2 separate regions of the Homo sapiens genome follow, and region 2 is linked to region 1. Evidence: read pairs that join two places in POLR2A ChIA-PET (ENCODE). Cell type or tissue: A673. All regions are shown on one strand. Each heading gives the region's core, and the rest is flanking DNA. Links, peaks and the distances in the headings are about the cores only.

Evidence for each region. ChIA-PET counts read pairs that join two places held together with the same protein. Peaks named below come from ENCODE experiments on the same cell type or tissue, not always from the same donor. Only the 100,000 strongest peaks of a DNase experiment are listed, where the experiment ranks them.
Region 2: POLR2A ChIA-PET joins it to region 1 with 14 read pairs; 4 of 35 experiments call an interaction of 5 or more read pairs at or near these places.

What each region holds. Positions count from the first base shown.
Region 1 is chr19:5,345,728-5,348,634 of GRCh38, reverse strand. No RefSeq gene overlaps it. Among named protein-coding and RNA genes, the nearest start is that of PTPRS, 6.4 kb to the right of the region's middle. In A673, for the core only: no CTCF peak of the experiment used is centred there; no DNase peak of the experiment used is centred there.
Region 2 is chr19:5,095,227-5,098,133 of GRCh38, reverse strand. All of the region lies in intron 9 of KDM4B (lysine demethylase 4B), which reads right to left. Among named protein-coding and RNA genes, the nearest start is that of PTPRS-AS1, 81 kb to the left of the region's middle. RefSeq lists enhancers at 884-1,384, 1,385-1,885, 1,896-2,396. In A673, for the core only: a CTCF peak has its summit at 2,223; DNase peaks (open chromatin) are centred at 1,353 and 2,133; H3K27ac peaks cover 2,500 bases.

The DNA.
Region 1 (2,907 bases), core at 196-2,695:
TACAAGGAGAAGGCGGCCCATCTGCAAGCCAAGGAGTGAGGTCTCAGAAGTAACCAATCCTGGGCAGGCGTGGTGGCTCATGCCTATAATCCCAGCACTTTGAGAGGCCCAGGTGGGTGGATCACCTGAGGTCAGAAGTTCAAGACCAGCCTGGCCAACATGGCAAAAACAATTTTTTTTTGGAGATGGAGTTTCACTGTTGCTGCCCAGGCTGGAGTGCAATAACATGATCTCCGCTCACTGCGACCTCCGCCTCCCAGGATCAAGCGATTCTCCTGCCTCAGCCTCCTGAGTAGCTGGGATTACAGGTGCCTGCCACTACCCACACCTGGCTAATTTTTTGTATTTTTTTTTAGTAGAGATGGGGTTTCTCCATGTTGGCCAAGCTGGTTTCAAACTCCTTACCTCAGGTGATCCACCCGCCTCGGTCTCCCAAAGGGCTGGGATTACAGGCATGAGCCACCACACCCAGCCAGGATGTGTTACTTCCGAGGTCTCGCTCCTTGGCTTGCAGACGGCCGCCTTCTCCCTGTGTCTCTTCTTCACATCATCTCCCCTCTATATGGGTCTGTCTCTGTGTCCAAATTTCCCCTTTGTATAAGGGACATCATCATCACCAATCATCCACATTTTAGAACATTTTTAAACATTTTTATTTTATTTTAGAACATTTTTAACATTTTAATTTTAGAATATTTTAATCACCTGGAAAGGAACCTCAAAAGAATCCATTGCCTAATTCAAGATCATTAAGATTTATTCCTCTGCATTTTTTCCTAAGAGTTTTATAGTTTAAGCTCTTCCATTTAGGTCTATCATCCATGTTGAGTTGATTTTTGTATATGGTGTGAGGTGGGGATTCAACTTCATTCTTTAGCATGTGAATATGGAATTGTCCTGGCCCCACTTGTTGAAAAGACTATTCTTTCCCCACTGAATTGACAACTTGATGGAAATCAATTGACCATAGATATGAGGGTTTTTTCTGCACTTTCAATTCTACCCCATTGATCTGAATGTCTATTCTTATGCCAGTACATCATTGTCCTGGTTACAGTAGGTTGTAATAAGTTTTGAAATTGGGAAGTCTGAGTCCTCCAACTTTGTTCTTTTTCAAGATTGTTTTGGCTGTTCTAAGTTCCTCGAACATTTTCACATGAATTTTAGGATCAGCTTGCCAATTTCTGCAAAGAAGCTAACTGAAATTTTGATAGGGATTGGGTTTAATCTTTAGATCAATTTGGGGAGTATAGACATCTTAACAATATTATTCTTCCAATCCATGAGCATGGGATGTCTTTCCATTTAGTTAAGTCTTCTTTAATTTAATCTTTCAACCTTTTGTTATTTTTTATAGTATAAGCTTTGCACTTCTTTTGGAAATATATTCCTAAGTATTTTATTCTTTTTCATCAATTGTAAATGGAATTGGTTTCTTAATTTCATTTCGTTTGTTCATTGCCACTGCATAGGAAATACAATGGATTTTTGTGTATTGATTTCATATCTTGCCGCCTTGATGAATTCATTTACTAGTTTTATAGGTCTTTAGTGGATCCCTTAGGATTTTCTACATGCAAAATGATGTCATGTGCAAATAGAGATAGTTTAATTTCTTCCTTTCCAATATGAATGCCTTTTATGTTATTTTCTCACCTAGTTGCCTGGTTATAGGCTTCAGTACAATGTTGAATAGAAGTGGTGGGAGGGAGCATTCTCATCTTGTTCCTAATCTTACGGGGAAAACATCCAGTCTTTCACCATAAAGTATGATACTGACTGTAGATGCCTTTTACTAGGTTGAGAAAGCTTCATTCTGTGCCTAGTTGTTGAGTGTTTTCCTAACCCATGCCTCCCCAAATCCTCCAACGCTTACCAAATCAGCTAAATCAGGGGACCCCCAAGTGAACCCCACATGGAGCCCAGCACAGAGCAGGTGTGCAGCAAATAGGATGTTCCTATCTGCTCCTCTTCCCTTTGGCGTTTGAAGCGAATTTGTGAGGAGAAAGAGACAGAGAGAGGAGCAGAGAGAACAACATTTAATTTGAAGTAACGTGCAACGATAGTGGAATCTCTGGCACAGGGAAAGTTTAGGGGAGATGTTTTGGACCTGTCTGGCAGGAATTTAAGGCTGAGTTCTTTGCAGACAATCCTGAACTTGGTATGAAGGGTCCTGTTTGTACACAGTGATGGGCGGCTGATGGTTCCCCTGGAGTTATCTCAACAAAACCACAATGGAGCTAATTACCAGGTTCTGGGAGGCTCCTAGGCAGAGGTTGGTCTGGCAGAAAAGGAAGAGGAGGGTGGGAGAGTGGGAAGAGCCCCCTCCCCCACAACGCTCCTGAAGAAGCAGCGAATGTTCATTGACTGAACTTTTCACCCAACAATGACTCACACCCTCAGTGTGCGTGCCAGCTCACCACGATCAGCAGACAGGAAAGAGACCCAGAACCCACCATGTCCTACCTCCCAGTCTGAGTGTTTTTCACAGTGTGGAACTTGGAGGGTTGAGGCATGCCCCTGGGGACAACATTCTCTCCTTTGTTCTCTTCAAGCCTTGGCCTGCAGGAAGGCTTAGCTTGGTGCTATTGCGTCTTTAACACCTTTGTAACACGTGTCAATTTCCTGGAGCTGTCCAGAGGCTGCAACAGCATCAGACTAGAATGTTCTGTTCTTGGCTTGGCTGCACACAGTGGCTCACACCTATAATCCCAGCACTTTGGGAGGGGGAGGTGGGAGGGTCATTTAAGCCCAGGAGTTCGAGACCAGGCTGGGTAACACAGGGAGAGCCTGTCTCTACAAAAAATTTAAAAATTAGCCAGGTGTAGTGGTCTGTGCCTTTCGTCCCAGCTACCTGGGTAGCTGAGCTGGGAGGATCACTTGAGCCCCAAGAGGTTGAGACTGCAG
Region 2 (2,907 bases), core at 295-2,794, 250 kb after region 1:
TGAGGAAGCCCCTTGGCCACCAGCCCTGGCCCAGCTGGGGGCTGTGTCTGCCTCTGCCTCTGTGCCCTGCCTTGCTCTGCACTTGGACAAGCACTTTTGAAGCCCCTCCTGGTGGGGCTCGGGCAAACATGCAGAAACCTTCCACAGAGCTTGACAGCTCCCGACTGACATTTGCGCCCCCCATGCCTGAGATCCAAAGAAGCTGGGGGCCCCAGGTCCACGACGGCTCTGCTGAGCTGAGGAGGAGGAGGGTTCCCATCTCACTGGTGGCCGAGGGGAATCATCCTTGCTGGGCACCTCCCACAGGAGAACTCCAAGCCAAAACGGAGACAGAACTCATAGACTTTCTGGAACAGCCAACACTGCACCCAGTACCCAGCTCCAGAAGAACAAAAGGGAAGGTGGCCAACGCGCTCTCTGCCCTGAGGCCCCAGCCTCCCGACACACAGGGCAGCGGTCCTCTGCTTTTCATGTCAATGACATCCTACGGTCCCTGCTCTGCGCCTTGCCTTTTCCATGGGGCACATTTGGGAAATGCTCCCCATCAGGACCGAAGGAGCAGCTCCACCAAGGCCTGCACAGGCCAGGCGCGGCGGCTCACGCCTGTCATCTCAGTGCTTTGGGAGGCCAAGGCAGGAGGATCCCTTGAGCTCAGGAGTTCAAGGCCAGCCTGGACAACATAGTGAGACCCCAACTCTACAAAAACTACAAAAAATTAGCTGGGCATGGTGGTGCAATACCTGTAGTCCCAGCTACCCGGGAGGCTGAGGTAGGAGGATTGCTTGATCTCAGGAGGTCAAGGCTGCAGTGAGCTATGATCGCACCACTGCACTCCAATCTGGAGTTTTTGGAGACTGTCTCAAGAAACAAAACAAAAAACAAAACCACGAAGCCTGGATGGCCGACTGATGCGCCACGTGGGGCTTTACAGCCTTTTACTACATATTTAAGAATCCTGTGTACGGTGAGATTGACATCTTGGTGGCTTTGGTTACCATTCACCTCCTTCCCTTGGTGACTCTTCTTCGTGAACAGGCACCATCCCCATCACCCGATGGCCATGGGGCACGTGCCTTGTTCTTTTCTCCCCGCCCTGCTGACTCCACACCACACATGCTGCCAGCCCGTGCTCTTTAAAGTGTCGATTCTGGTGGAAGCCACCCTGTGTGGCCTCACAAGCCCTTCCCTAGCATGGGATGTTTACAATCACTCACAGGTTTCCCTCAGCCTTCTCTGAGCTATTAAGGCAAATCCAGAAACGGAGGGACACTTCCTCCACCAGGCAGGCGCCACGGCAACACGCACCACCGACACCGCCGGGGGCACCGCGGGACACCTCCTCCACCAGGCAGGCGCCACGGCAACACGCGCCACCGACACCGCCGGGGGCACCGCGGGACACTTCCTCCACCAGGCAGGCGCCATGGCAACACGCGCCACCGACACCGCCGGGGGCACCGCGGGACACTTCCTCCACCAGGCAGGCGCCATGGCAACACGCACCACCGACACCGCCGGGGGCACCGCGGCAACAGGCGCCACTGATGTCACCAGCGACTCCAGTGTAGAAATGCCACATCGCACGGAAGTGAGAAACTGGGGTCTGGGCAGGGGCACTGAGGTCAGCAGGAACCCCAGGGGTTGCCCAAGCCCGTGGAGACCTGGGACCGTGCTCCCCATCCAAGGTGACACCACTCCATGCTGCCAGGAGTCCGGATGGGGTAGGGTTGTGAATATTCCCCACGCCATGGCCAGGCGCGGTGGCTCACGCTTGTAATCCCAGTACTCTGGGAGGCCAAGGCGGGTGGATCACTTGAGGTCAGGAGTTCCAGACCAGCCTGGCCAACATGGAGAAACCCCACCTCTACTAAAAATACAAAAATTAGCCAGGTGTGGTGGCGCACCTGTAGTCCCAGCTACTCAGGGAGGCTGAGGCAGGAGACTCGCTTGAGCCCGGGAGGCAGAGGTTGCAGTGAGCCGAGATCACACCACTGCACTCCAGCCTGGGTGACAGTGCAAAACTCCACCTCAAAAAAAAAAAAAAAAAGATTCCCCACACTGTACACCGGCCCTGTGTGCGCCTCAGTCTGTGGCCTACATTTCCATAACACAAGGACCTCCTCCTAAAACAAGCTCCCTGTGAAGCTGACTTTTCGGCAGCCTGCCCCTTGGTGGGGCGCACACTCTGCCTCACAGCGGCTGGGGTCCATAGCACCCACTCTATAGACTGGGGGCCCCTGCCAGGGTCTGATTCCCAGGGAAACACACACACAAACGACATGCTCGCACATAAGTGCTGCACACACTCAAGCCTGCAGCTGCTGGGGGAGGGTCCCCAGGTTGAGGAGTCCGACCTGGCTGCTCCGGGCCCTCTCCCTCCTCCTAGCAGGCTCTGCCCTGCCCTGGCCAGCCCCTTGTGATCTGATCCAGGTTGAGGGGTCCACCCTGGCTGCTCCCAGCCCTCTCCCTCCTCCTAGCAGGCTCTGCCCTGCCCTGGCCAGCCCCTTGCGATCTGATCCACACTGTGGGGGCGTCCAGCACCGAGGCTCGTGGGCCCCCAGCTCTCAGTGTGCAGCAGCCTGGCTGGCAGCATCATCACAGGACCCTGGCCACCTGCAGACACAGTGGGCTACCACTGCTGCCTTGGAGCCCAGGGGGCTCATCTGCCACCTTTCCTGATTTAAACAGCACTGAGCTTTCACCAGAGGCCATCTCTTTTTTAAAAGCCTGAACAGATACTAGAGTCTGCTCATGTAAAACAGTAGAGTGGCAGAGAGAAGACACAGCCACCGGCCTAATGAGAAAATGATTATATGTGGTCCGATAAAATCATCAACCCAAATAGCATCTGACCACGGGGATCATGAATGCTCTCGTCAGCTGCAGCGCCAACTCCCAGCCCCCTGA